Linked DNA regions of Homo sapiens: region 2 is linked to region 1. Evidence: read pairs that join two places in POLR2A ChIA-PET (ENCODE). Cell type or tissue: B cell. All regions are shown on one strand. Links, peaks and the distances in the headings refer to the core of each region. The heading gives the core; the rest is flanking DNA. Region 1 overlaps RASGRP3 (RAS guanyl releasing protein 3). Region 2 overlaps RASGRP3 (RAS guanyl releasing protein 3).

The links. Peaks named below come from ENCODE experiments on the same cell type or tissue, not always from the same donor. Only the 100,000 strongest peaks of a DNase experiment are listed, where the experiment ranks them.
Region 2: POLR2A ChIA-PET joins it to region 1 with 10 read pairs; 6 of 35 experiments call an interaction of 5 or more read pairs at or near these places.

What each region holds. Positions count from the first base shown.
Region 1 is chr2:33,542,061-33,556,471 of GRCh38, reverse strand. RASGRP3 (RAS guanyl releasing protein 3) reads right to left here. Exons shown (of 18, transcript NM_001139488.2): 13 at 12,845-12,960; 14 at 6,721-6,868; 15 at 905-941. It overlaps RASGRP3-AS1 (RASGRP3 antisense RNA 1), which reads left to right. Exons shown (of 4, transcript NR_146505.1): 4 at 1,158-1,427. Among named protein-coding and RNA genes, the nearest start is that of RASGRP3-AS1, 20 kb to the left of the region's middle. In B cell, for the core only: no CTCF peak of the experiment used is centred there; no DNase peak of the experiment used is centred there; H3K27ac peaks cover 463 bases.
Region 2 is chr2:33,486,938-33,503,564 of GRCh38, reverse strand. All of the region lies in intron 1 of RASGRP3 (RAS guanyl releasing protein 3), which reads right to left. Among named protein-coding and RNA genes, the nearest start is that of RASGRP3, 19 kb to the right of the region's middle. RefSeq lists enhancers at 4,155-4,304, 4,814-5,073, 6,074-6,123, 7,911-8,060, 9,051-9,170 and 1 more. In B cell, for the core only: no CTCF peak of the experiment used is centred there; DNase peaks (open chromatin) are centred at 6,174, 9,184, 9,214, 11,674 and 2 weaker places; H3K4me3 peaks cover 4,862 bases; H3K27ac peaks cover 8,000 bases.

The sequences.
Region 1 (14,411 bases), core at 5,823-13,822:
ATCGAGACCATCCTGGCTAACAAGGTGAAACCCCGTCTCTACTAAAAATACAAAAAATTAGCCGGGCGCGGTGGCGGGCGCCTGTAGTCCCAGCTACTCGGGAGGCTGAGGCAGGAGAATGGCGTGAACCCGGGAAGCGGAGCTTGCAGTGAGCCGAGATTGCGCCACTGCAGTCCGCAGTCCGGCCTGGGCGACAGAGCGAGACTCCGTCTCAAAAAAAAAAAAAAAAAAAAAAAAAAAGATTATTAGAAGAACCATATAAACTGTCCACATAAAGTGTCCAGCAACTTCTTAAACAACAGTAATGTATACTTGATCATATATGTACAAGTAGCAACACATTCCTAAATGCTTAGTATACATGCATATTGCATTTGTCAAATATATTTGATTCAATTGTTTATAAACTTAATTAAATGGGAAAGATAGAGGAAAGCATTCATTGAAAAGGACAAAATTACGTTTTAAGTTTTCTCCTCGTTTTTTGTCACCATCTATGTGATTTAGTAGAGAAAGGAATAGCTAAGTGTGAGTGGGAAGAAGTGCCTGTGCATTAGAGAAATAGTGTGTAGGTGTTTTTCTTTGAAGGAAGAAGTTCTTATATTCAGTATTTTAGCTAGGCTTGTCCCACTCAGAATTCCCACCTTAACTGGATGCTGCTGATTCCAAAGAACTAGATTTATGTGTGTTGATAAGAGTGGTTTGTAACAAGCTATAAAATTCCAATTTTAGCTCTCCAAAACTCCAGAAACTCCTCCTCAGAGGCAATCATTCTCAGTTGCCGTTGACCCAAAAGACTGAAATTCCGAATAATGGCAAGAGCTTTTGTAGTTTAACCAGACAAATTTGATTCTTACCCAAAATGTCACATTTTAAAAATTGTAACAAAATAACATTGATTTACCTTTGCATTTGTATCCTTGCTTGATTATGCCCCAGAGCTGTAACAAAAGACAAAGGAATGTCAGGGAATCTGAGGATAGATCTGGAAGGAAAACAAGGCCACTGAAAAGGAAGTCCTGGGAAGCTTCAGGACTGGCCAGGCACAAACAGGATGTAGCCACTTTTAACACCCTTCCTGCCAGATAGAAGAACCCTCTCCCGGCCCCTTCCAGCTGTGGTGATAACATGAGTTTCCTTTCCCTTTTCTTTCTCAGAGCCAACTGGGAGCCGGGATGGGAAACTACTAAAGTTTGATGCACCAGACTTTGGCCTGATGCGCTCTCAGCAAAATGTACAGAGGAGATGGCCACTTGGTCTTTGGGAGCCCCTGGCTCTCTCTTTTTAATGACACTAGCTGCTCTTAGCGCCCACTACAGGAAATGAAGCAATGGAAGAAGCGCACCTCATGTGAAAGCATTTGGATTTTGCTAGGCTATTTTCTGAGTAGTATTTGTCCCGTGGAAAAATACAGAAGAGGAAATGATCTTAGTTATTCATGTCTTCATTCTCCACATTTGCTCTATGTTTGGCCTGTGCCAGGGTTGTAGGAGATGTCGAAAAAGCTCAGATTCTGCCAAGCAAGGAGTCTGTGACATCCTCGTGGTTAACAAGTAGGAAGTGACAAATCCCTGAGGGGAGATGTGAGGGCCTGCAGTTCCACGAGGGAGCGTTTGCCCAGGGGGTTCAGGGACATCCTGGTGGTGGTGTCTTCGCTCTCCAGACAGACTCCTTCTAAACACCATAAAGAAGAGGGCCTGGCCAGGCGCGGTGGCTCACACCTGTAATCCCAGCACTTTTGGAGGCCGAGAAGAGCAGATCACGAGGTCAGGAGATCGAGACCATCCTGGCTAATATGGTGAAACCCCGTCTCTACTAAAAATACAAAAAAATTAGCTGGTCATGATGGTGGGCGCCTGTGGTCCCAGCTACTTGGGAGGCTGAGGCAGGAGAATGGCATGAACTCAGGAGGCGGAGCTTGCAGTGAGCTGAGACCGCACCACTGCACTCCAGCCTGGGCAACAGAGCAAGAGTCCATCTCAAAAAAAAAGAAGAGGGCCTTGCCATGCCCTTCTGTGCCTCCCCACACCTCTTGCATGGGGTGACAGATTCACCAGAGGCATACAGTATGGGTAATTAAATGGGCTTAGCTCAAGTTGGAGAAGAACTATTGCTAACCTCTTTGTGTTTGGGTTAGGTGGCTATTATCTACTTAATAAAATAATGTTGAAAAAGCAGGGCCCACTGGGACTGATGGGGGTGCCGTTCACAATGTTCACAATGTATTATAAGTGAACAATGCCCCCACATGTGGGCAGCATGGCCCGCTCTTCCAGAAGAGTAAGTCACAGCCAATGTGAAGTGACTCAAGAGTATACAAAGACTGCTCCTTACTTCTTTTTGACAAGGAACTTCCACAAGTAGAAAACTCAAGGATTCCTTTGAGCCTTAACAGCTATTTGGTCCTTCAGAATACATATTAAAATGCAAATGTCAGCCGGGCGCGGTGGCTCACGCCTGTAATCCCAGCACTTTCGGAGGCCGAGGCGGGCGGATCATGAGCTCAAGAGATCAAGACCATCCTGGCCAACATGGTGAAACCCCGTCACTACTAAAAATACAAAAATTAGCTGGGCATGGTGGTGTGTGCCTATAGTCCCAGCTATTCAGGAGACTGAGGCAGGAGAATCACTTGAACCCAGGAGGTAGAGGTTGCAGTGAGCCAAGATCGCGCCACTGCAGGCGACAGAGAGAGATTCTATCTCAAAGAAAAAATAATAATAATAAATAAATAAAATGCAAATGTCTCCTAGGACAGAGCAGTATTTTGTCTTAGGGACAGGAAGGATTATCTGACAACTAAGTAGAAGCAAGGATGGCTGGAAGAGAGAGGGGCATGATCCAGAAAAGGGCAGTGGTGGCCAGGATCATCACAGCTTGATCTTTATGATAATCTAGTTTGCTTCTCTTTTGTAAAAGGTGAATGTGATGATCCAGGAAGTTAGATAATTTGCAATCTCCCACAACCTGGAAATTCTTTCTCTGGAGCCCTTGGTAATGATAATAGCAATAATAATGATGATAGTTAACATTTCTTGAACTCTTGCTATGTGAAAGGCACAGTTAGGCTCTTTATACATATTAGCTTATTTAATTGCTCATGATGTCCTTATGGTGTAGGTAATAATATTTTTCTCATTTTTACAGATGAGGAGACTGACCTACAGAGAGGTAAAGTCCCTTGGCAAGGTCTCATAGCTAGTGAGGGAAAGAAGAATGTGTCACTTGAGGGAAAGACAGGAAGCCATTGCCCCTGCATACTGTTGTGTGAGCAAAGGCACTGAGGTGGGACAAGAAAGGATAAGATTTAAGAAGAGACATCCTAATATCCAGATATGTTACATTATTAGCATTGCTGCAGGAACTGCTGAAAAAGATACAGTCAAGCAAGGGTGCTGGGGGTGGGGGTGGGGAGGTAGGTTTGCTAATGCTTACTTAATAGCCAGGAACAAACAGTAGCTAGGAAGAGGCACTGGGTCAGTGTGCCTGCCAAGAACAGTAGAGGATGAACTCATGTGGATGGGTATGCAGGAGTATTTCCCACAGTCCTTTGATTTGAGACCACCGGCTGCTGTCATATTTGGAGTAATTGTGGTGTAAGGCACACTGGACTGAGAGTCAGGAGACCTGGGTGTGACTCATGGTTTTGCTGCTAATGATCTGTGTGACCTTGGGGGAAGTCACTTAACTTCTCCAGACCTCAGTTTCTTCATCTACAAAATAAGGGAATTACTAACACTCTTTCAGTTCTGGAATTCTAATTCTAAAGTAAATCTTCTGCAGAGCAAGTCTGTTTGTCTTCCTTAAACTTAAAATGGAATTTATTTTAAAAGCAGATGGTTCCGGCACTGGAACCATTCTCCCACAATTCCTTTCAATGACACATCTATAGAGCTATAGTTATAAATTCCTTTGAAAACCAATGGGCTTTTTGACATGAGTGTCAGTAAAGATCAAATCAAATCGTACCAATAAAATTAAATATATTTTAAAAACAAAAACAGCTGTAAAAATTTTAAATGAGTTAATTTCAATTAAACTCTCAAAGTATCAAGGAATACATAAAAAATGTGTACTCCGAGCCATGTGACGTGCAACGTGTCTAATAGTATTTTATCATGCAACAACATGGTGGGTAAGTATTAACTCCCTTTTACAGATAGAAATAGACCCAAAGATGGTGAATAACTTGGTCAAGGACATAGAGTTAGCAAGGGCAAAACTTTAACCCAGGGTTCCAGACTCCAGGTCCAGAGCTTTCTACTTCATCACAGCTGCATCAAGAATGTAGCACCAGCAGGTCTGCTCCAATGAGTCAGGGAGACAGGTGTGGAACTTCCAAGAAAGTCTACCTTGCTGCTCCTACAGAATCAGGGCCTCTGTAAAAGGGAGGGGCAGGACAGAAGGACTAGAGAGCGGAGATAAGATCTTGAGTTTGTTTCTCTGTTTGTTTGTTTGTTTGTTTGTTTGTTTGTTTTTGAGATGGAGTCTTGCTCTGTCGCCCAGGCTGGAGTGCAGTGGTGCCATCTTGGCTCGCTGCAAGCTCCGCCTCCCGGGTTCACGCCATTCTCCTGCCTCAGCCTCCTGAGTAGCTGGGACTGCAGGCGCCCACCACCACACCCTGCTAATTTTTTGTATTTTTAGTAGAGACGGGGTTTCACCGTGTTAGCCAGGATGGTCTCGATCTCCTGAGCTCATGATCCACCCGCCTTGGCCTCCCAAAGTGCTGGGATTATAGGCGTGAGCCACCGTGCCTGGCCGAGTTTTTTATTATTGTTATTATTATATTTAGCGATGGCAGTGGCAGGTGTCTCTTTATATTGCCCAGGCTGGAGTTGAACTCTTGGGCTCAAGCTATACCCCTGCCTCAGCCTCCTGAGTACCTGGGACTACAGGTCCATGCCACAGCACCCGGGACCTTGAGATTTGATAAGGGTCTTCTGACTCTCACAGCCCACCAAAAGACAGATGCATCATCCTGACTTTTGGCTGAGCCATACCATGGCCCAGCAGCCTGACCTTTTGTTTACTGGGTCCCACTCTGTAGGAGCGTGTTATGCACGGCCCCATCCCACATCAGAATTTTCAGGTCTAGGTATTTCCAAAAATTTCCATCAGAATAGAGAAACATGAAAAAGGAGACCATTTTGTTTTGTTTTGAGACTGAGTCTCGCTCTGTCACCCAGGCTGGAGTGCAGTGGCATGATCTTGGCCCAGTGCAACCTCTGCCTCCCAGGTTCAAATGATTCTCCTGCCTCAGCCTCCTGAGAAGCTAGGATTACAGGCACCTGCCACCATGCCCTGCTAATTTTTGTATTTTTGGTAGAGACGGGTTTTCACCATGTTGGCCAGGTTGGTCTCAAACTTCTGACCTCAGGTGATCTGCTTGCCTTGGCCTTCCAAATTTCTGGGATTACACACATGAGCCACCGCGCCTGGCCAACCATTTGTTTTATGATAAAATGGTCTGGTCATGCAATCCCAGTGGAGATACTAAAGAAGAACTTCACCTTCTCTGCAGTGAATAAAGAGAGCTAGTTAGACTGGCTTTCCCCTGTGTCACATCAGCTGCTATGACCACCTGGGGCCGTCTTTGAGGAAACGGCTGCCTCTTATTTACCCATTCTCAGAGGAGTGTGTGCTTGAACACAGACTCCTGCATTGGGCTCCTGAAAGCCAGTTCTTTGAGCATGGGATGGGAAAAATGTAATTTCTGGTAGCGTATAATATCGGCAACAAATTCAATATGGGTCAACGAGTCAACAGGAGGACATGGCTGCCAAATAAAGCTAACACGACTGAGCTCTGGCATCTAGAAAAAGGGGCGATTGTCATACTCCTCTGGGTGCTGGGCCTCCCTCACCTGGAATACCACATTTCCCATTTTATTTAACTTGGATTATCAACTGGAGACATTCAGGGCCCAGGAGTTTCTGTTAAGGCCAGGATCAAAAACTGACCTTGGTTCCCAAAGAATTATCAAAGGTGGGGGAAGGAAGCATGCAGTCTTAATTTGTTGCAGTGGTGTAGGTGAAGCACAGGGCTGACAGTCAGTACACCTGTGTCGGAGTCCAAGCTCTGGTAATGATTAGCTGTGCAATCCTCGGGAACCTGGGTTATCCTCTTTGAACCTCTATCTTCATAAGCAAGATGGTGAAAGTAAAATACCCACTTCAAGGGCTTGCTATGAGGATTAGTTACCATAATGTCTATGGAAGTACTTTGTTACCGTCAAGCATTGAGTAAATGTTATTTATTATTATAACCAGCTTCTCTCCAAAAAGATTTTTTCTTCCTTTTTGAGTTGTGAATTATTGAACCATGCCATGACGGATTTCTGGTCACTAATACCCCATGAAATGAAAACTGGAAGGAACTCGCTAAGATAAATGCACCTCTTAATTGCAACCACTTATGAATATTAGTGATGAATGCCAGGGCTCATTGGGCTGACACTTTTCCCTGGCAGGGAGTAATAAACAAAACCACTCTCTTGAGTTAACAGCCCTCACCAGCCTTCCCTGTTTTTGCTAGCCCTGCATTCCTAGAAAATAACTAAACCTTGCCTTTGGTGTTTAATCTTCAATTTCAGGGAGCCATCACATTTTACTTCTGATTCAAAGCAGACAGTGAACTTTATTTAGTGTATCATTTTCCTACTTTTTCAGAATGCCACACAAATAACTACACACATAAGAAAACAACGGAAAACAGACTTACAAATCCCGCACAGTGTTCGCAGAAGGTTGGCTTGAGATAGGTCATCTCCTGAAAATTATGGATAAATCCTGGTCCCATTTTACAGTGTAGTTGGGATTTAGCTCTCAGGAAGTAAGCCATCATTTCATCTTTACTAATTAGGCCATCCCTGTTAAGAGAATCAAAGAAGGGAGGGAATCTTTAAATAACAGGTTGCTAAGTAGTTGCCACACTTTAATCACCCACCTCCCAAACCTTTGTGGCCAAAAGCAGTTGAGGCACATTCACTTCTCTATTACATCTCAGAGAAGGAGCAAACCTCAAAAGGCATCTTCAGGTGTTCAAAGCCTTTTTCAGTAAGCAGAAAATTGTGTATGTGTGCATCCTGCGTGTGTGTGTGTGTGTGCAGGAGCATATTCATGTAAGCACACATGTGGCCTGTGCACCGCAGCACAGAAAGTCTTTATTATGAAAAGCAGCTTCCTGAAGGACATCTTTCTAGTCCTTGCCTAGCTGTAAGGTTGCAAGAATTAGGATGATGGAGAAAGGCAGAGAACTGTAATAACTGGGCTGACCATTCTCAAATTCATTCAGCTTGATGCTGTCCGGGCTCCTTGGTGATATTTTCACTCATATCTTAGTGGCTCATAGCCCATTCACTGCGACTGGCTGGGAGCAATTCTTCCAGATCTACTCCACACAGAACAAACCTCTGGTCCTTCCCACCTTCCTACCCCTACTCACCACATACGCTGACTTCTTGTTTATCAAAAATGATCAAATCGGCCAGGTGCGGTGGCTCATGCCTGTAATCCTAGCACTTTGGGAGGCCAAGGTGGGCGGATCACTTGAGGTCAGGAGTTCAAGACCAGCCTGACCAACATGGTGAGACCCCATCTCTACCAAAAACACAAAAATTAGCTGGACGTGGTGGTGTGTGCCTATAATCCCAGCTACTCAGGAGGCTGAGTCACGGAGGCAGAGATTGCAGTGAGCCGAGATCACACCACTGCACTCCAGCCTGGGCAACAGAGTGAGACTCTTGTCTCAAAAAATAATAATAATAATAATAATTGGATCCACTTGACACAGGTGAGCTCTATCTTGCTTCTTTGTCCATTAGCATTTGCTGGCGATCACACCTTTCCTTTCCAGTTCAGAATTCTTTTCTACCTCCTATGTCCTCTCTTGGGAGTCCTCTCTCAGAGGAAGAGTTGTGCCATCCAGCACTCTCCAGCCTCCCCGGGACTCTCCTCCTTCCAGGTTATGCTCAGTCTCTTCCCCTGTTTCTTCCTCCGTTCACAAATACGCTCAGGACTTTCCTACCTGAAAAATCCCCTTCTTCAGTCCTGCTGCCATCTCCAACAGATGTCTTTTCTTTCTACCTTCTTTTTTTTTTTTTTTTTTTTTTTGAGACGGAGTCCCGCTCTTTAGCCTAGGCCGGATTGCAGTGGCACAATCTCGGCTCACTGCAAGCTCCGCCTCCCAGGTTCACGCCATTCTCCTGCCTCAGCCTCCCGAGTAGCTGGGACTACAGGCGCCCGCCACTGCGCCCAGCTAATTTTTTGTATTTTTAGTAGAGACGGGGTTTCACCGTGTTAGCCAAGATGGTCTCGATCTCCTGACCTTGTGATCCGCCCGCCTCGGCCTCCCAAAGTGCTGGGATTACAGGCGTGAGCCACCGCGCCCAGCCCTCTCTACCTTCTTTTACTCCCGAAGTTTTCAAAAAGAGAAACCCTTAGGTTCTTTTATCATTTCCTCCAGGTACTGTTTATGCCACTTGGTTTTCTAACCCTACAAATCTGTCACCAAGAACATCCTCAGTGGCCTTTTCTCATTGGCAGGAGGTAACACGGAGACATGTTTCCTTCTTTTGGCGCTCTCCCCTTAGGCACCCTGGAATTGCATGCCACCCCGCTTCTCCTCCTTCCTCTCCAGCTCCCCCTTCTCCAGCTCACCTGCAGGGCCCTCTGACTCCTTTCAATGCCTGCATGTAGGAGGCGAGTCCCTGAAGGCTCATTCCTCAGGCCCTGAGCTCACCTCCCTCTAAGAGTTCCCACCAGAGTTTGCTCACAAGATCGAGACTCCAGCTTACAGTGGGGCTGAAGACTTAATCTCCATCTCCAGCCCTGACTGTTGTCCTGAATTTTTGCACTGCATCTTTGACAACTTGCTAGACCTCTCTTCCTGATGATCCACTCTCTGTCTCAATCAACGGATCTAAGTCCAACTTCATCTCTTTCTTCCCTGTACTCCCTGCCCAGGCTTCCCTATTACTGTTTGCTGTGCCACAATTTTCCCCCAGGCTTGAGAACTTAAGATCCCTTTCTTACCTCCTATGCAAAATAACTTTGATTTTTGTACTTTATAAGTATTATTAAAGTTATTTTGCGTAGGAGGCAAAAAAAAAAAAAAAAAAAAAAAAAAAAAGGATTCTATATTCTCAAGCTTGCGGGGAAATTTGGCACAGCCTAGCACCTAACAGTTATTTTTTCTGCTCCTCCAAACGTCCGCCATCAAGGAGGCACCAGCGTCTCTTATTCCCTTCTTTGTGTTCTTGAGTTCTCATCATTTAGCTCTCACTTAGAAGTGAGAACCTGTGGTATTTGGTTTTCTGTTCCTGCGTTAGTTTGCTAGGGATGATAGCCTCCACTTCCATCCGCGTTCCTGCAAAACACATGATCTCATTCTCTCTCTCTTTTTTTTTTTTTTTTTTTTTCCCTGAGACAGAGATTCGCTCTTGTTACCCAGGCTGGAGTGCAATGGTGCGATCTTGGCTCACCACAACCTCTCCCTCTTGGGTTCAAGTGATTCTCCTGCCTCAGCCTCCGACATGTGTCACCACGCCCGGCTAATTTTTGTATTTTCAGTAGAGATGGGGTTTCTCCATGTTGGTCAGACTGGTCTCGAGCTCCCGACTCAGGTGTTCCGCCTGCCTCAGCCTCCCAAAGTGCTGGGATTACAGGCATGAGCCACCGTGCCTGGCAATCTCGTTCTTTTTTATGGCTGCATAATAGTCCATGATGTATATGTACCACATTTTCTTTATCCAATCTGTTATTGATGGGCATTTAGGTTGATTACATGACTTTGATATTTGAATAGTGCTGCAATGAACACTCATATGCCTGTGTCTTTACTGTAGAATGATTTCTATTCCTCTGGGTATATACCCAGTAATGGGATTGCTGGGTTGAAGTGTAGTTCTGTTTTTAGCTGCTTGAGGAATCGCCATACTGCTTTCCACAATGGTTGAATGAATTATACTCCCAACAGTGTATAAGTGTTCCCTTTCCTCTGCAACTTCACTAGCATCTGTTATTTTTTGACTTTCTTTTTTTTTTTTTTTTGAGACGGAGTCTTGCTCTGTCGTCCAGGCTGGAGTGCAGTGGTGCGATCTTGGCTCACTGCAAGCTCCGCCTCGCGGGTTCATGCCATTCTCCTGCCTCAGCCTCCCGAGTAGCTGGGACTACAGGGGCCCGCCACCAAGCCTGGCTAATTTTTTGTATTTTTAGTAGAGACAGAGTTTCACCGTGTTAGCCAGGATGGTCTTGATCTCCTGACATCGTGATCCACCCACCTCAGCCTCCCAAAGTTCTGGGATTACAGGCGTGGGCCACAGCGCCCAGCCAATTTTTAGACTTTCTAGTAATAGCCATTCTTGGCTGGGCACGGTGGCTCACGCCTGGAATCCCAGAACTTTGGGAGGCCAAGGCAGGTGGATCACCTGAGTTCAGGAGTTCAAGAACAGCCTGGCCAACATGATGAAACCTCGTTTCTACTGAAAAAAAAAGAAAAAAAAAATTGCCTGGCGTGGTGGTGCATGCCTATAACCAGCTACTCAGGAGGCTCAGGCATGAGAATCACTTGAACCCAGGAGGCAGAGGTTGCAATAAGCCGAGATTGTGCCAGTGCACTCCAGCTTGGGCAAAAGAACGAGACTCTGTCTCAAAGAAAAGTAATAATAATAATAATAATAGCCATTCTGACTGGTGTGAGGTGATATCTCATCGTAGTTTTGATTTGCATTTCTCTAATTATCAGTGATATTGAGCTTTTTTTCATATGCTTATTGTCCACATGTATGTCTTCTTTACAGAAGTGTCTATTCATGTCCTTTGCCTACTCAAAGGAATGGGCACAGATTTCATAATGAAGAGGCCAAAAACAATCTTTATTATATATATGATAAATGAATTTATGAATGCATTGTCCCACAAATTTATTACATCATTTGGTACATAAATTTGTGTAACAGTGCATTAGCTCATCTCCCCTCCTAGGGACTCACAGCGTAATACACCAGCCTATTAAAAGCTTTGGGAAGTCACACAGTAAAGACACCTATTTAATGAGATTTAACCCTGTGTTTCTCACATGTGACTACTTAGTTCCTTTTTCAAAAGTACTAATTAATAGCTACTTCTGTGGAACATCGTTTGGAAAACAGTACCTTAGAGAAAACATCTTTTTGAGACTTTCCAGTATTAACCACTCAAAACTTTAGTGTCATGTAAGCAAGATATGAATAGTCCAAACCTTCATTCATAGAAAACAATTCTATAGATATCAATAAGTAGAGATAAGGATGATATAGAGATAGAGATAGACACAAATATTTGCTAGGACAATCTCAATTTTGTCTCTAGAACCAACAGATAAAAGAAATGAAGACTAGGAAGTTATTTTAAGTCAATGTCCTATTTACATGTCACTAATAGTAACAAACTAAGCAAAGAAGTGGGTAGTTAGCAGGCAATTTAAATTTTACTTTGTAAAGGAAGTTAATGTTTCTAATTAAATTTATTTTAAAAGTATTCTTTGTTCTGGGTATATAATGAAGATGAATTTAAGATTTTAAGTTATGTTAATGTGTCAAGACTTTTCTTGGTGTGTTGAATTACAGATTTTATTTTTTAAATTCAATTAAAAAAAAATAGTTAGAGACAAGGTTCCCACTATGTTGCCCAGGCTGGTCTCAAACTCCTGTCTTCAAATAATCCTACTATCTCAGCCTCCCACAGTGCTGGCATTACAGGTGTGAGGTATCGCATCCGGCTCCAGATTTCGTTTTTTAAGAATTCTCATACCAGCAAAAATATTAGAGAATTTTAATGTAATTTAATTTGCCCATTTTACCAAAACAAAATCCAGCATTTCCTTACAGGTGATTTTTAAATTAGGAACTAATCTCGTACTATTAACAATTAATCAAATTATTAATGCCAGGATTTCTCAGCAGTTTTTTTTTTCAGATCATTATTTTCTTTTAATGAGTTGGGTTTTAGTATCTAAAGCGATTTAATTTTTAGGAATCATTTGACGCTAAAAAGCAATATATTTTTTCTTTATCAAGACAACCTTTGATCAATCAAAGAGAAAACAAAGCATGAATGCTTCTTGGCTGTCTGCAGCTATCATCTGCTTTAATGAAGACTATAAGTGAGTTTTTTTTTTTTGAGACAGAGTCTCACTCAGTCACCCAGACTGGGGTGCAATGGTGCTATCTCAGCTCACTGCAACCTCTGCCTCCCAGGCTCAAGCAATTCTCCCGCCTCAGCCACCCAAGTAGCTGGGATTACAGGCCTGTGCCACCATGCCCAGTGAATTTTTGTATTTTTAGTAGAGACAGAGTTTCACCATGTTGGCCAGGCTGGTCTTTAACTCCTGGCCTCAAGTGATCTGCCTGCCTCAGCCTCCCAAAGTGCTGGGATTACAGGCATGAGTCACCATGCCTGGCCAAAATTTTTTTAAAATCTTCATGAATTTTAAGATTGCTTCCAGGTGCACTAATTTTGAGGACTCTCCCAGGTTAGATCTAACAATATTTCTCCTCTACTCTTTTTTGGTGGAGATTTTTTGAGGTTGAGAGCTAAGCAATAGAAGCAATATAGCAAATGGAGTGCTTGGATAATTTACAAATGTGCACTTGTGTTCAACACTGACAACATGGTCTTCCCTGTGATTCCATTCAGGTCATGTTCATACACACCAAGAAAATAATCAGTGACAAATTAAACCTGGCTCATCAAAGCACCAGGGTTGAAGCTGTCAAGATGCAAATTACAAGTTTCCCTTCTCTCCTCTGATAATAATTTTCTGCTTTAGGATAGTTGCATTAAAATAAAACAAAATTAAAACTTACTGATCTTTGTCCAGAACACAGAAGGAATCCAAGAAGGGAAAATTGGCAGCTATACTTTCAAAGTCCTCTTGGGAAATGTACCCATCATGGTCGTGATCATAGTTTCTAAATACAGACTGCAAAGGAAAGATAAGTATTTATTGAATGACTATAAGGCAGGCTCTGAACTTGTTATTGCAAAAGCAACGATAACTAGCATATGATCCTTTCTATCAAGGAGGTTAGAATCTAGTGAAAGATAACTAAGTCAAGAAGCCTTTATAATATAACAAGACAAGTGGTTTGATGAGGATAAAAACAGAGTAATGGTTGGATGTGGTGGCTCACACCTGTAATCCCAGCACTTTGGGAGTTGGAGGCAGAGGTGGGAAGATCACTTGAGCCCAAGAGTTTGAGACCAGCCTGAGCAATATAGAGAGACCTCATTGCTACAAAAAAACATTTTTAATTAGCTGGGCACGGTGGTGCATGCCTATAGTCCCAGCCACTTGTGAGGCTGAGGCAGGAGACTTGCTCAGCCCAGGAGTTTGAGGTTACAATGAGCCAAGATCACACCGCTGCACTGTAGCCTGGGCAAACGAGTAAGGCATCATCTCTAAAAAATAAATTTTAAATAAAATTAAAAATAAAACTTCGGCTGGGCGCGGTGGCTCATGCCTGCAATCCTAGCACTTTAGGAGGCTGAAGCAGGTGGATCACCTGAGGTCAGGAATTCAAGACCACCCTGACCAACATGATGAAACCCCATCGCTACTAAAAATAAAATAAAATAAGAAATTAGCTGGGCATGGTGGCATATGCCTGCAATCCCAGCTACTCAGGGGGCTGAGGCACGAGAATCGCTTGAACCTGGGAGGAGGAGGTTGCAGTGAGCCAAGATGGCGCCATTGCACTCCAGCCTGGGCAACAATAGCAAAACTCTGTCTCAATAAACAAATAAATAAAATAGAGTGATATTGGTGGGGGGGGGAAAGAGGAGGTGGATTAAGAAAGGTTTCCTGGGAAAAGCAAGGTTTAAACTGAAACCTCAGGGTTGAGTAGAAATTGGCTTAGTGAATTTACAAATTCAAATACCATGACAATAGAAAATAAAGTTTTAAGGTGTTATCTCAAAAATTAAAGCATACATTTAATGCAATTCCAATCAAAATCCCAGTAGGGATTTATTTTAAATGAACAAATTGATTATAAAGTTCAAATCAAAGTGGGCATGTTGAAAACAGGCTAAAAATTATTTTAAATGAAGAGTAATGAGGGGGAACATGCCCTTTCAGAAATCAAATATTCTACACAGCTACATTAATCAAAACAACATGATACAAATTACCACAGAGAGTGGAGTCCTGAAACAAACCCATGTATGTATAGGAATTTATCAAAAAGTATCTTTTAAAATCCACAGATAAATTATGGATTATCCAATAACTGCTGTTGAGTTAAATGACTAATAATCTTACAAAATAAATTACCTCCAAACTAAATTCTAGATGTATTATATATTATTTATTTATTTTTCTTTTTAGAGACAGGATCTCACTCTGTTGCCCAGGCTACAGTGCAGTGGCAT
Region 2 (16,627 bases), core at 5,290-13,289, 52 kb after region 1:
AAATAAAGTTACACAGCTTGAGGCCCATAATTAGAAGGCTCCACTTAATAACTTTGTCATTCCCTTTTGTTTCAGATGTTTTTCCTGCAGCAAATGGTCCTTCTTTTCTCTAAAAGAAAAACAAATCTCAAGAGCCAACGATATGTCTTCCTCCCATCTAAGACATCAACTAATTTCACCTTACTCCTGAAATGAAATCACAGTCCATACCTACAAAAAAAGAAAATATAACTGACTAGAAAATTTATGTAGTATCTTAGGTCCCATTTAACTTCTCTGAGGCTCACTTTCATCATCTCTGACATGAGATAAATACTACGACTCTGCCCTCCTTATCAGAACAAAAAAAATTCATTTCAAAAATGTTTTAAGAGCATAAATCACAGTGAGAAAAAAGGAAGTCCTAAAATTGTGAAATGTTCCCAACTAAATTTGTAAAGTGGTTGAAATTTAGAATATATATTTTCCATTAGAACAATATTACAAATGGATTAATAACAGATTTACATATGGGAAACAGTCTGTCAAAATGCTAAAAGAGAACTTTGGGAGTTCTTAAGAATTTTAGAGGTTGATAGACTGGTTTGCTACCATGCCAGATTAGCTTTCAGAAATGCCACAACTCTGAGAAACTAGGGTTTCTGATGTGTATTTTGGACTCATTAGTGGATCTAGAGAGACAGAGAATGAGAAAGAAAGAGGGAGAAGAAGCTAGCTTTTCATAAAGTAAAGGTTAAAGAGTTAGAGGAAGGCTGGGCATGGTGGCTCACACCTGTAATCCCAGCACTTTGGGAGGCCAAGGCGAGTGCATCACCTGAGGTCAGGAGTTCGGGATCAGCCTGAACAATATGGTGAAACGCTGTCTCTAATAAAAATACAAAAAAATTAGCTGGGTGTGGTGGTGCGTGCCTGTAGTCTCAGCTACTTGGGAGGCTGAGGCAGGAGAATCCCTTGAACCCGGGAGGCGGAGGTTGTAGTGAGCAGTGAGCCGAGATTCTGCCACTGCACTCCAGCCTAGGCAAAAGGGCAGCAGAGAGAAATTCCATCTCAAAAAAAAAAAAAAGAAAGAAAAAAAGAAAGAGACAGTTAAAAGAGACCAAGGAATAGGAATAAGGATGTTGTTGGTAGGTTGTAAAAGGAGGAATTAATCAATTGTAATTTACTAAAGTGTGAGCAAATTAAGACAAATGAAGGGAAGCCCAGAGTGAACTAATTTCCCTTGACCTACCATGTGAAGGTATCTACACCCCCCAACCCCCACCCACCTCCACACACAGAAACAGCACCATGCCTTTCTTCTCTCTTCACCAGTTCCTTGGTGTAACTGTCTAGAGTTCATGCGTCTTACCACTTCTCCTTCCTCTAGCTTGTAACTCCCCTTGTATTTCCTCTACATAGATAAACGTGAGGTGTCTTCTGGCCAAAACCAAACACTAACAAACAAACAAAATTTAGCAACCCTCTACTGGCCATCTCTCCCATCCCTCACAGCCAAGTAGAATTTGCTGGTTCTATTTGATCCTCTCTTCAGACCACCCAAATCAAGCTCTGTCTAACTCCCCTTCTACTTCCTGCCCTCATACTCTATTCAAACTACTCTGGCAAAAGTCATTACACCCGCTAAGCTCTCTTCATTGTCTTCTTATGCTAAGGCTTAGCCGCAGTGTAGTACTTCTTGACCACACCCTCCCTTAAATTCTCCTTTTGGTTGGTTTTCCTGGCAACATCTCTTCCCTGGTTTTTCTGCCTCTGGTCATACCTCATCGTCTCATCTGCAGACTCCTTTCCTACTGCTGGCCTCTAAACTGCCAACGGTTCTCATGTCTCCATGCTGAACTCATCCACAGAAGTGGCTTCAGCTACCACCTCTACGTTGATGACTCCAAACCAAACAGAGACAAGCTACACGCAAACTGCAGAGGAAGGGAGTAGGGTTTGGAGACAGGTGGACTTGGGATTGCAACCTAGCTCTTCTACTTACTAGCATGTGACTTTGGACAAGTTTTACTTAACATTTGGGTGAGTTTTCGTATCTCACCCTCATCCATCGCTAGTGGAAATGTAAAATGGTACAGTCACTTTGGAAATGAGTTAGGTAGCTCCTCAAAAACTTAAACATAGAGTTATCATATGATCTAGCAAATTCATTCCTAGGTACATACCCAAGAGAATTGAAAAATGTTCATAGCAGTATTATTCATAATTTCCCCAAAGTGAAAACAACCCAAATGTCTATCAATCGACAAATGGATAAACAAAATGAAGTATATCTCCATACAATGGAATATTATTTAATGATAAAAAGGAACAAGGTACTGATACATGCTGCAATATAGATAAACCTTGAAAATGTTATACTAAGTGAAAGAGGCCAGACATAGAAGGCCACATATTGTGCAACTCCATTTATAGAAAATATGTAGAATAGGCAAATCTATAGCGACAGAAAGGAGATTAGTGGTTGCCAGGCACTGAGGGAAGGCAGGAATGGGAATTGACTGCAGTGGGTTCACCGTTTCTTTTTGGAGTGATAAAATTGCTGTCCAATTTGATAGTGCTAGTTGTTGAAGAACCTTGTGAATACACTAAATACCATTGAACTGTGCACTTTATTTTATTTATTTATTTTTTTGAGACGGAGTCTTGCTCCGTTGCCAGGCTGGAGTGCAGTGGTGCGATCTTGGCTCACTGCAACCTCCGCCTCCCAGGTTCAAGCGATTCTCCTGCCTCAGCCACCTGAGTAGCTGGGATTACAGGTGCGCGCCACCATGTCCGGCTACTTTTTGTATTTTTATTAGAGATGGGGTTTCACCATGTTGGCCAGGCTGGTCTCAAACTCCTGACCTTGTGATCCGCCTGCCTCGGCCTCCCAAAGTGCTGGGATTACAGGCGTGGGCCACCGCACCCACCTCCTTCTCATTTTTTTAACCTGCTATATCTCCCATATTTCCTTCCTTGGTCTATGGCTCAACCTGCCTCCCAGTATTCCATGCCAGAAACTTGGGACTCACCCTAGATTTCCTAGCACTCTCTTTTGCCATCCCTCATGCCCAAGTCTGATCACCTACTTCCCAGTTGTTTCTTCTCCTCGCCCACTGCCCTTCATCTCCACCGCCTCTCCTGGGTTCAAGCTGTCATCCCGTATCCCCTGGCCCACCGCAATGGCTCACTTCTCAGACTTCTATATTGGTTCTCAGTTCCTGTTTATCTCCCCTCTCTCCTGGGCCCAAATCAATCTTTCCAAATTATCAGATTGATTGCGGAACTCCTGTCTCCAAAATTCTTCCACAGTTCCCTGTGGTCTTACATAAATAGAAAGTCCTTTCCATGGCATACAAAGCCTGCCCCCTGCATTCCCTCCCTCCTTTTTCCTCTCTTTACTCCAGCACATGTGATACTGCTGTGAAAGGGAACTCTGGTTTCACAGACCCCATGCTTTGCACACATTGTTTCTTTATTTTTTTGAATGTCTCTCCTCTCCCAATACTTACGCTTGGCAATCCCCTACTCCCTTTTCCAGAATTCTCCTCTTCCTTCCTCACCCTTCCAGGTGGATTTTGGCACTCAGTGTACTGACTTCCTTTAGCTTTGTAAAATTTATGTTACTGAATGGTTCTGTCGGTCTCTCCAATGGCTTAAGAACAAAACTGTATTTTTTCTATCCCCTAGCCCAGAAGTGTGCCTGATATCTTTATATGACTACTTTTCTCTGCCATCATATTCTTTTGACATGGTCTGTACACTTCAAATTGGTTTCTTCTTTAATTTTCTTCTCTAATCTTATCCTCTCTTTTTTTTTTTGGATTTGATATTTTAATGGGGCATGTAATTCTCTGAGTATAGCTCAAGACACAGGTGATTTGATCCAAATCAGTTGACCCTTACAAGTGATTTGGGTCAAATCATTTATGTAAATATTTCAGATTTTTTAAATGCCGAGATTTTGCTACTTAATTAACATTGTGCATTGAGATACCAAAAACTGGTTTTGGTTTTGTTTTGTTTTGAGATGCGGGTCTCACTCCGTTGCCCAGGCTGGAGTGCAGTGGCGTGATCTTGGCACACTGCAACCTCCACCTCCTGGGTTCAGGCAATTCTCCCACCTCACCTTTCGAGTAGCTGGGACCACATGTGCGCACCACCACACCCAGCTAATTTTTGTATTTTTGGTAGATATGGGGGTTTCACCATGTTGCCCAGGCTGGTCTCGAACTCCTGAGCTCAGGCGATCCACCCACCTCGGTCTCCCAAAGTGCTGAGATTAAGCCACCGCACCTGGCCAAAAACTGGGGTTTCAATCACTGTATAGAGTGAGGATTAGGTGTCTGGACAAAGCCAGGGAGACAGGTGGTTCACCTTAGGGAGGGACTCACTGTCCAGGATTGGGCTAGGACCAGGGATGGGGTGAATCTTAGGAGAGGAACAGAGGTCAGAAATGGGAGGGGGTTGGGGATGAGTCTAACCTTATTCTTGTCTTGATGTTTCTCTTTTGATTATTGAATACATTTATTTCTTTTATATTAACAGGCTCATAGTGGAATTTCAAGATATGCTTCCCAATTTTTAGTATTACAGATTGTTAAAGAGGATAAAATTACAGTGAATACTTCTCCAGTCACTTTCTTGTCTGTTGAATAAACACTTATTTCTGTGCCAGACACTATGATTAACACCATGGTGGAGGTACAAGCATATGTCAGGCACAGATTGTGATCTCGGAGGCTTGAGGATCTAGAGAGGGGGCACACATGGACAGAAGTTATGATCAGGGGCATTACGAAAGTGTTGTGAGAGAGGTAAAAACAAGGTGACTCATAGAACCGAGCTGTGCCTAGCCGCACAAGCAGGGATGCACTGGGCAGAGAGAAGAAGGAGAATGCTGCACACAGAGAAAATGGCACTGAAGAAGGCAGGGAGGCATGGAAAATCAGGAATGCTCAGAGGATGGTGAGGTCTTCAAGTTGGGATTAAAGTATATATTTGTTCATTCTTTCACTCAAAACCATTTTGAAGGGGAGAGAGGGACTATCATGTTCTGAACATCATAATGAAAGCTTCTGTGAAAGCCCATGTGACATAACCCAACACAGTCCTTCCTTGCTGGCCTTACACATTTTACTCGTTCTTTACTGAGTTCTTTTCTAAGTACAATGTAATGGTAAAGAGCATGGACTCTAGAGCCAGACCACTGGGATCAAATTCAACTCTTGAACTTTCTAACTGTGTGGTTTGGGGGTAAGTTATTTAATTTACTGTGTGTCTGTATCTTTAACTGTATGATAGAATAATAATAATGTCTGTGTTGTAGGGTTGTTATGAGAACTAAGTAAGTTAATAACAGGTAAAGTGCTTATTAACTGCCACATAGTATGCCCTCAATGAGTGTTAGCTGCTGTTATTATTTTCTTGGTAAGGGACCAAAAAGTGCCCTCTACTGAGGGATGCAATGATTCCTATTTCTGTCACTCCTCTCAAATTCATAAGCCACATACATTTTACCTACATATACCCATTTTGCAAAGAAAGGAAAGAAAGAGAGAAGGGAGAAAGGAAAGAAGGGCTGGAGAAAGGAAAGAAGGGCTGGAGAAAGGGAGGGGAAAAAGGCAGTGTAGGCCAGAAATCTGTATCATGAAATGAGAACTAGTTTAAATCCCATTTCTTCTATGACTTAGTCCATATTTTCTTAAATGAAAATTCTATAATATGCTTCTTACTCTGTATTATTCATTATTTTGGTAGATTAAAACTAGCTGTCTCTGGGCATACCACCCAAACCATTCAATGATATCTTTATTGATCAATTTACAATCTAATTTTTAAGAAGTATTTATTAAACACATACCGAAAGTACTCAAGGGAATACAAAGACACATATCTTCCTGCAAAGAGGTTAAAGAGCAGGAGATTTCAGTAGATACATTTAGAAATGTCAGTAATAGACCAATGAATCTTGAATGGGATCCAAGTCTGGACATTGCATTTATTCTTCTGTAGAATGAAAATAAATGCATGTCAGGTGATTAATGTCCCTAAAACAATTTGGGGGAGTGGATATTACACAAAAACTTTTCCACCAGCAGTTTTGCTAACAGATCTACTAGTCATAATAAGGATGCTGAAGAGTTGAAATAGTAACTGAAACCAAGCTGGGACTAAAATTAAAAAGAGAACCTCATCAGCTTCTGTGGTAATTTGTGGGGATTTCACAAGTCTGCAAGTTCACAGTTTTAGACCCTTGCCAATCTTTATCTCACCACAATATCTCATGTCTACTGGCTTCTTTTCAAACTTTGTTTCTAATCTCCAGTTCAGGAAACAGAGCATGTATATATTTATTTATCTTAGCACCCTTTAACTATTAATCATACAAAACTTGAAAGTATTCACCAAGCATTTAGGTAAAAAGATACTTCTTTACTACTAAATGCAACACAAAATATTTTATTATATTATTAAAACAGAAAAATACAAATTAAAATGTACAAATCTCACATTAACTTATTACTACGTACTTGAATTGGGAGAAAAAGAAAAAAAGCTACCATTAATCAATGAGTAGGAAAAAAATGCTGAAGTATCTAAAGCTGTATTTACACTTGAAATGTCAAGAAATACTCAAGACCCAAAACGTATTGCTTTCATGCATCTAAAGCAATGTGATGGGAGTAGGGGTTTGTTTTTTTTGTTGGTTTGTTTTGTTTTCTTTTTAAGATAAGTTCTCACTCTGTCACCCAGGCTGGAGTGAAGTGGTGCAATCTTGGCTCACTGCAACCTCTGCCTCCTGGATTCAAGTGATTCTCCCATCTCAGCCTTCTGAGTAGTTGGGACTACAGGCATGCGCCGCCACACCTTGCTAATTTTTGTATTTTTTGGTAGAGACAGGATTTCACTATGTTGCCCAGGCTGGTCTTGAACTCCTAACCTCAAGTGATCCACCCACCTCAGCCTCCCAAAGTGCTGGGATTACAGGTGTGAGCCACTGTGCCCAGCCCAAACATTTATTTTTTGACAACTAGAAAATTCCTCATGTCATCTAGATATATCCAGATCTCCATATCTTTGTTGTAACATAGGCCCTATCTGAAACATTCTAATGAATTCTTTATTAAGGACCATATTCACAGCAAGATGACTATAGATGCCATAAGCCTGACATCAGCAATATCTTACTTCATTGTGCTGTGGATCCTAAAATAAAATCACGCATTCTGTATTAACCCAAGAACTCTGGCTCTGATGTTATAGGAATGAAATGCAAGAGCAGAGTTCCTGTCCACACACTATAAATCTTGTCCTCAAATGCCTTGCTTTTTAAACTTTTTTCTCTTTATCTGATAAAGCCTATTTAAAGACATACAAATAATGAACCATGAATCTTTGTCCTTTCTCCAAATCGAAGATGGTGCAAGCTAATAAGTTCTACCTCACTCAGCAACTACAGGTTATAAACAGATTTAGCCCCTAGATGTATATTTTTTGTTAGGGCCATACAGGATTGGCTCTTACAAAGTTTCAAAAATTTTGAATTAATTGTGCAAATGTACAAATCTGAACCTTTACTTTAAAAATCCAGTTTTCTAGATTCTTGTGGAAAAATTGGTTCTGCTCATTTTAGGGCTGCATCCCCATGAGGCAACATTTGGATGGAGCTGAGCAGCAACTGACTGACTCCCAGTTCCCCAAAGTCCCTCCTACCTTCGGCTGTCTCCCCAAGTTGAGACCAAGTGACATTACCATTTACCATCCCACTATGTGCCTTTTCTCTTTCAGTAGATTTAAGAGGAAAGTGAACTATCACTTGTTCCAAACGGAGAAAGAATTGTTCTTTTTTTATTTTAAGAGATGAAGTCTCATTATGTTTCCCTGACTGGTCTCAGATTCCTGGGCTCAAGCAGTCCTTCTGCCTCAGCCTCCCAGAGTGCTGGGATTACAAGCATGAGGCACCATGCCTCGTCCAGAATTTTTCTTATTCCTAATTCATTTCACTCATTACATCATTATAATATCTTCCTGGTCCTGTAAACCAGGGGTCCCCAACCCCTGGGCCATGGCCTGGTCCATGGCCTGTTAGGAACCAAGCTGCCCGGCAGGAGGTGAATGCGGGTGAGGGAACATTACTGCCTGAGCTCTCCCTCCTGTCAGATGAGCTGCGGCGTTAGATTCTCACAGGACCACAAACCCTATTGTGAACTACACAAACAATGAATCTAAGTTATATGCTCCTTATGAAAATCGAATTACTGCCTGATGATCTGAGGTGGAACAGTTTCATCCCCAAACCATCTTCCCAACCCCCAGCCCCTGCCCTGTCTGTGGAAAAACAGTCTTCCACGAAATCTGTCCCTTGTGCCAAAAGTGTTAGGGATTGCTGCTGTAGACATCTGCACTTACAAGCCCTACCTCAGACTCACTGGGCTACCTACTGACACCACAGATGCAAAAGCTAAGGAGGATCTTTCAAAGTGCAGATCTTTGGAATGTTACTGTTTGTGGAGTGGACAAGGAAGAATGACAAGACAGTTACTATGCTTACTTAAGCCTTCTGACACATGTTTACTCTAAACGTAATTTCAAATTGCAAGACAAATTTCACCTCTTGCCTGAACAAGAAAGTAAATTTGGAGATTTCTGCAGCATTTGTCAAGCTTGGTTAGTCTAAGACATTAGTATTTATTTCCACTTGTAATATCCTCTAAATGTCTAGATTGCCTTCAAGTTTTAGAGTTTCCTCAGATTTCTGGTTTATTCTTTTATATTAATAGAAAAAGTTCTCAAAATCAGCAAAATAGTCATTAATGATTTCTAAAGAGCATGGGACTGGGTGCCAATGCCCCCTCAATACTTTACTTTGTAAAGATTTAGAGAAACTAGAATGTACGTTGGGCTACCTGAGAAAAAAATATGTACCTATTCGTGCTTAGAGGCAAACATTTTCAGATTCCACACACTATAGTGAGTATATAGTTTCACTCTCTCCCACTTCCTCTCTAGGTTGGTTTGGATTTGTTGACTACGAGTCACAGCTTACTTTTCCATGTCAGACTCAAGGAAATCACAGATATTCATCACGGTAGACCCTTTGGGATAATTTCCTGTAGGATAATTTCTAGCCCTTAGAATGAGTCACTTGTATAATTAGTGACTACACAAGTTGAACCGGTACTCTACTTTTGTTGTTGTTTATTACTCTAAAAAGGAAAACCAGAAACCAGGGAAGCGTTATTTACTGATCAGTGCAGCTGCGAGCCTTGGTCTCTAAGCACCTGGTTTCATCATCTTGGTCATTCACGTCTTCTGATAGTGTTTTTAGTCTACTCAGAGAAAACCGTAGCTCCAACAGAGAAAGAGGTTGTGCTAGTAGGCGACACAGAATATGTCCACTTTTCAAGGGGATTTTTTTACTTAGTTGCCAGTTTAACTACCTCATTCTATAAAGGAGAGCCCCAAGGCCAAAATGATAAGGTGATTTGCCTAAGTTGTAAATAGTGAGTTAGTAAAAGAAAGGAAAATATTCCATCATAGTGAGCTTCTATAGAATCCAGACTCATACTGGGGTCTCTAAGACATAAAAAGTATATGAGGCAGTAGGCTGATTTTGAACTAATGCATTTGCTTTAAAAACATCTGGGTCTTCTGACACGAAGCCACCCTTTGGCCATTTTGATACGGAGAAATGAAACAGCTATATGCTATCACCAGTCATGGAATTTCTTCTCACTGGTCTGATTTTGAGGGCACCTATTTTTTTTAATTTTGTAAAGATTATTTCAATCTGATCATCTCTCCTTGTCAAAAGATTTTTTTTTTTATTCATTCAGGAACTTGGTCTAAAATGATAGCAGGGATTTCAATAAAAAGCTCTAATCCCTGGCTGTTGGGTGCCGGGCATCTCAAGCAGGTCTGGATGTCTGTGAGATGGGTGAAGGTGACTTGGTGGAGGTAAGCTTGAGAAGGTGGAGCTGGGAACTCTAAATGGGTCTTGGCACAAACCATTGGTTCTCTGGCTCCAACACTTGGGTCCTGACACTGTTCATTTACTCCTGTCACATTGAATCCCACAGATTTTGCTGGTTTCTTTTAGCCACTCAAACCTTGGCTTCTCTTTTTAACTCTTCCAGAAAAGACTTTCAAGTACTCCTCTGCCCAGTCCAGACTCACTCTGACAGCACCACTAGGGACTCTGCCCCTGCTCTCCCAGGTGTTGGACCAGCTAGTCTGCATACCGCACCTCTCACTGTTGTTGTCCCCAGATTCTACCCACATCAGACAATGGCAGCTTTCTCAAGAAGGATAGGGATGGGATAAGTGGATTCGTCTGGAGCAAATGCTTCCCACATTGTCAGTTGTTTAGGGCTCAGGTAGCTCCAATTTTAGCCATGGGGAGATACTTACCTATTTTACTAAATGGATGATTGTGTCTAGGAGGATGCATGCCTCTTATTAATAGCTTGAAAGAAAATTCAAAGAGGCCCCTTGGTTCTGGTAGACAACCTGCCCAGTGAAATGAACACCTAAAGAAGAGGTACACACTCAGCATGATGGCACATCATTCTTCTGGATGACCTTTATACTTCACCCTGTCACTGCAGACTCATGAAGCCTGGGCAGAGCGAGCCAGGCGTGGTACTACTGGCTGACCTACTTCGGTGCACCAAGGCTCCCATACATGTCCCCAGAACATTTGCTCACTAGAATGTTCCCCTCCCCATCCTGATGCCTCCATGGATCGGTAAGCATGAGCACAGCTACATTACGGGCCAGGGCAGCTTCCAGGGTAGAGGCCTGTCTTAACAAGCTGGTATAACAAAACACCACAGACTGGATGGCTTAAATAACAGAAATTTATTTCTCACAGCTCTGGAGGCTGAGAAGTCCCTGTGAGGACTCTCTTTCTGGCTTGCAGATGGCCACCTTCTTCCTGTGTTCTCACATGGCACAGAAAGAGAAGCCTGGTGTCCCTTCCTCTTATAAGGACACCAGCCCTATCAGAAATTACAGCCCCACTCTTGTGACCTTGTTTAACCGTAATTACCTCCTTATAGGCTCTATCTTCAAACACAGTCATATTGGGGGTTAGAGCTTCAACATATGGATGCTGGGGGGTACAAAATTCAGTCCACATCTAGGCTCTCAACCAAGGACTGGAGATCTATACAATCCTGAAATCACACACAGAATTTTGTGTATTTGTGTCCATGGGCTTCTTTCTAGGATAAAGGCCCATAGCCTTCCTTGGGGGCTCGAAGCAGGTCTGTAATAAAAGTTTCATAACCTTTACTCAAACACACAAAGGTCAATTGCCCCAGAGGATTTCTGAAGAAGACAAAGGGAAATCAAAATTCCTGAGTTTCTACCACTCGATGTCATTTTTTATTACCTTAAAGCAAATGGACTTGCCCAATGCAAAAGGAGAGGAAAAATAACTTCACCTCCTGATTCTCACCATCAGTTGTTTGGAGTCACAAAAATTTAAGATACTGAAATTTTCATCTCCTCCCAAGATTCCATGAGCAACCTCAGGCTGAACATTCAATTCTGAAAACAGGTTTTCTCTTTTGCAGAAGTACCTATGATCCTGTCCAGGTCTAGAACTACTACTCCTGACTCCTGCCCATGAAGTTGCTTCCTACTCCACTTTGTTCACCCCCGTTACCCTTCAGCACCTTGGCCAGATGCCAGAAAGTCCATTGTGCCCTAGCCTAAGCCTCAGCCACGGGCTGCTGTGCTGTGCTGTCCACCAGCCTCACCTGGCACCTCTCAGTGCAGGGCAGCTGAGAGATGGCTGCGAGGCTGCATAGACAATTATATAATTCTAGCCACATCACAAAAACACTATCCAATGGTAGCTTTCAAATAAAACTTATAACAATGAGGACTGATGATATTTTGTTGGCTCACAAACCACAAGAGTTCAGATGCAAACGCAATGCAGTCTCCAGACTAAGGAAACTGATAATACATGCAATCTCTACACCATCTTGTGTGCAATTTTGTATGTAGTTAATGTCTTTCTCCACAGGATATTAAAAAGCAATTACCTTTGTCCTTTAAAATGATTTGGCAAATAATAGCATTATTTCTATGTTATAAATAAATAAGTTGGAATACAAAAAGATTAAGTATTAATACATTTCCAATTGATTAATCAATCTATCCATCAACCAGTAAGCAGTTATTAAACAGTATCTTGTTTCTTTTTTTTTTCTGGGTGACAATTAAGTTTTACTTTTTTTATTTTTAATTTTTTTGAGACACAGTCTCACTCTGTTGCCCCAGGCTGGAGTGTAGTGGCACGATCTCGGCTCACTGCAACCTCTGCCTCCCAGGTTCAAGTGAGTCTCCTGCCTCAGCCCCCCAAATAGCTGGGACAATAGGCAATGCACCACCACACCAGCTAATTTTTGTATTTTTAGTAGAGACGAGGTTTCCCTATGTTGGCCAGGCTGGTCTCAAACTCCCGGCCTCAAGCAATCCGCCTGCCTCGGCCTCCCAAAGTGCTGGGATTACAGGCATGAACCACCGTGCCTGCTCTAAATGTTATCTTTTAATCTAATAAAAGTGTAACTCTGACAACAAAAGCAGCTAACTCTTACCTTGTCACAGAAAAAAATGTATCTGTTTTAGGCCCAGTATCCAAATCATTCTTTACTGGCTCAACAAATACGTCTCTACCTTCCAGACATTATGCCAGGGCCTGGGTATCCGGCAGTGAACTAAACAGGCCAGATGAGAAACTCTATGTGTGGATCTTGAGTTGCAGTTACATATACAATTTGGAGCTCCAGGGAAAGATCTGAGATGCAATTTACAATTGGGATTTATCACCAGGTAAGCAGCATTTAGCGCCATGGCAATGGCTCAGATCGCTCTGGAAGAAAGTATAAAGAGGAAGGACAAGAGGACCCACTCTTAAGCCTTGGGCTTTCCAACATCTAGAGGTCAGAGAGGGGAGGAGGAGCAGCAAAGCATCTTGAGGAGCTCCTGTCAGAGAAAGAGAAGGAAAACTTAAAAGCACGCTGTGCCATGAGGCCAGGGATAGAATGGAAGCTGAAGCTGTCAATCATGTTGAATGCTACTGCAAAGTTAAATAAGAGGAGAAAGAGAAATGATCTGCTTTTTTAGAATTTAACACAAGGAGGTCACTGGTGACCTTGACAAAGGTAGTTTTACAGAACTGTGGGCAGAGGCTAGTTTGGTGTGAGTGCAAGAGTAAATGAGAGGTAAAGAAACAAAGAAAACGTGTGTAGAATATGAGCTCAACAAGTTTGTTTAGAATTGCAGTGAAGAGAAGTTGGCAGAGGTTGTGGCAAGCAAAGGATATTTTTAAAAGATGAGAGTTACTGAAGCAGACCGATGCACTGATGAGGAGAACATAGTAGAGGAAGCTGAAAACTCAGAAGGAAGAGAAGATAACCAAAGGGAAGAGAATGGGTTCCAGTTATAATATGAAAGAAGGAAGAAGAACATGGTTACAAACATGGATAATAGTTATAATTAGTAAAGGGAACATGAGAAAGAATCACATAAATCATAGAGATATACAGTCATCAGGTTGGCAGCAAGAGTGTATCAAATCAGCCTGCTCTGATGCCCTCAGTTCTCTTTTCCTGAGTTTTTGAAGATGAAAAAAGCCAGAAACAGAGAAATGAACTTCCCAAGTCCCAGGATCAACTGTCCCATGACTTATGACCTAAAGATCCCTTGTTCTGTCCTCATCAACAATCTGTCAACTGGGAGCAGTGGCTCACACCTGTAATCCCAGCACATGGGGAGGCTGAGGCAGGAGGAGTGCTTGAGCTCACAAGTTCAAGACCAGTCTGGCCAACATGGTGAAACCCCCTTCTCTACAAATGATACAAAAATTAGTTGGGTGTGGTGGTGCCTGCCTATAGTCCCAGCAACTTGGGAGGCAGAGAGGTCACAGTGAGCTGAGATTCCACCACTGCACTCCAGCCTGGGCAATAGAGCCAGATCTTGCCAAAAAAATAAAAAATAAAAATAAAACCCACAAAAGAAACAACAATGTGTCCCTCATTGCTTTGAATATTTTCTGCTGACTAAATATCAGTATCCTTGCCTGCCAACATTTGATCTTTTGGACACCAAAGAGTGCTGTCAGCCTGTGTTGTGAACCATTCAACTTGGCTTTTCATTCTGAAGGACTGGCCATTTGACATCTCATCTCCACCCTGACGCCGATGCAGCAGTATTTCTGCAAGTGTATTAGGCCATCATCACTTACTGCTCAGCAGCAGACAAGCAAAAATGTTGCATGTAACTCATCTAAAGTGTCTTTGAAGGCATGTTTGCGTGAGATTTTTAATTGTTTCACATAGATCAGGATTTCTCAACCTTGGTACTATTGACATATTTGGTTGGATAATTGATTGTCATGCAGGGCTGTCGTGAGCATTTTGGGATGTTTAGCAGCATCGTTGGTCTCTACTAACTAGATGCCAGTAATACTCCACTGCCACTCCCAGTAGAGACTACCAAAAATGTCCCCAGACATTGCCAAATGTCCTTCGGAAGGCAAAATCACTCTCAGTTGAGAACCACTGATATAGACTGATGCCATAACATCAAAATGGAAACCAGAAAAAAAAAAAATCGGTCAAACCCCTAAAATCTTTTCTAGTATCAGAATGTCTGTTTCTTGTGTAGGCAAATGCCTGGCTATTTGACTGAGTTTTTCAGTTTCCAAATGAATACTCGATATCTTCATCAACAAAAAACATTTGAATGAACATGTCTTTTAGACATCATCTCAACTTGATTTTTAATTCTTGAACCAATCAGCAAGATTTAACATGTCAGAATTTGACATAATTGAGAACATTTTAAAGCTTTCTAGGTCCAAATGTATTCCCCGCCTGACTAACTGGTGGATTTTGGCCCTTGTTTTATTCCTGTGTTAATCATTTTCAGTTGTGTTTTATTTTTGCTTTTTGTCATCAGCTGCTTTAATCCTCTTCTGGAGGAAGTCAGAGGATAAATATGAACACAGGCATTTTTTTTCCATTGTGTATGGAGAGTTCTTTTTTTGTGAGAGCATTTTACCTCCTTTCCTACGGCCCAGCTACTTGGTCCCATTGAGCCTTGAGCAATCTCACAATGACTTGATATAGAAAGCATTACCTTTTTACTAATAAAGCATCTTCTGTGTTCCATTATTACTATTCAGAGTTGTTAGAGGTAAGGAGTGATGCTCAGTGAGAAACTATTAGAAGTAATTTGTTCTAGTACCAGCTCTGTCAGTTACTGGCAAAAAGCTTGCATTTCTAGGTGTCAGTTTCTTTACATTCAAATTCAATTAACACTTATTGAGAGAAACGTGCTTTGCCAGGACAATACTTGATAGTTACTCAAAGGCTGTTTTGTAGTAGGATGTGGCTGCTCTGTATGGCAACAACTTTTGAAAATCAAGAGGTTCTCAGTTTCTTGCTTTCATAAATAATCGAGTAAGAATCAGCCATGAATTGTGTTAATCTTTCTTGAATCACGGCTTTTCCCATTGAGAAAATAAATGTATAAGTTTAATCTCTCTTGTGTGAAATATAAATTCTGCAATAACTAACTCTAGTTGGTAATATACATATATACGTGATGAAATGTTTAGGAATGAAGTGTACTGCTGTCTGCAACTATGTTGCCCAGGCTGGTCTCAGAATTCCCGAGCTCAAGTGATCCTCCTGCTTCAGCCTCTCAAAGCGCTAGAATTACAAGCATGAGCCACCATGGCTGGCATTAATGGCTTTCTTAAGGTGCAGCAATCAGAATTATTCCAAATGCTCTGAGTCTCAAAGTTTTGTTGTTTTCTGGAGATGAGGTCTCACTATGTTGCCCAAACTGGCTTCAAACTTCTGGACTCCAGCAATCCTCCTGCCTCAGCCTTCCAAGTAGCTAGGACTACAGGTGGAAATCTCAAACTTTTGTTTGAGGGTAATAGGAAGATATTTTTTGATTTGTTTCCTGTAGTCTCTGTATAATGCTGAACCAGGCTAACTGCTTTTCAAGGAATCCTTTCCCTATATAGGTTAATGGCATATTCATATGCTGATTATTCAAATTAAAACCTCCAAAACTTCTTTAACTCCCTCCTTTCCTGCACACCCAAATACAATTAATCTCAAGAACTATCAACTTTACCTTTTAAACATTTTGAAAATTCTTCCACCCTCTCTATTATCATTGTCTTTGTTCAAACCTATCTTTGAAGTCTTCTTTTGGTATTTGGTATTTTTCTTTCTCTGATCTGTCGTCCTTATTGCCTTCAGAAATTTTTTTCCAGAATGCAAATGTATTCATGTCATCCCTCTACTTGACAAACTACAATAATAGTTAAGAATTATTATTAATTATTTTGCATGTCTGAATGACGTTGTGAACTTTTTAAGAGAACTTATCTTTTAGAAACACATACTAAAATATTTACGGATGGAATGATGAAATATCTGGGATTTACTTCAAAGCTAATATGGGAAGGGGAGAACATCGGTAGGGATATATAAATTAAATAAGAATGACCATGAATTGAAAATTGTTAAAGTTAGATAATAAATGGGGGTTAATTATCATTTATTTTGTCTATTTTTATATATGGTTGAAATTTGCCATATATAAATCG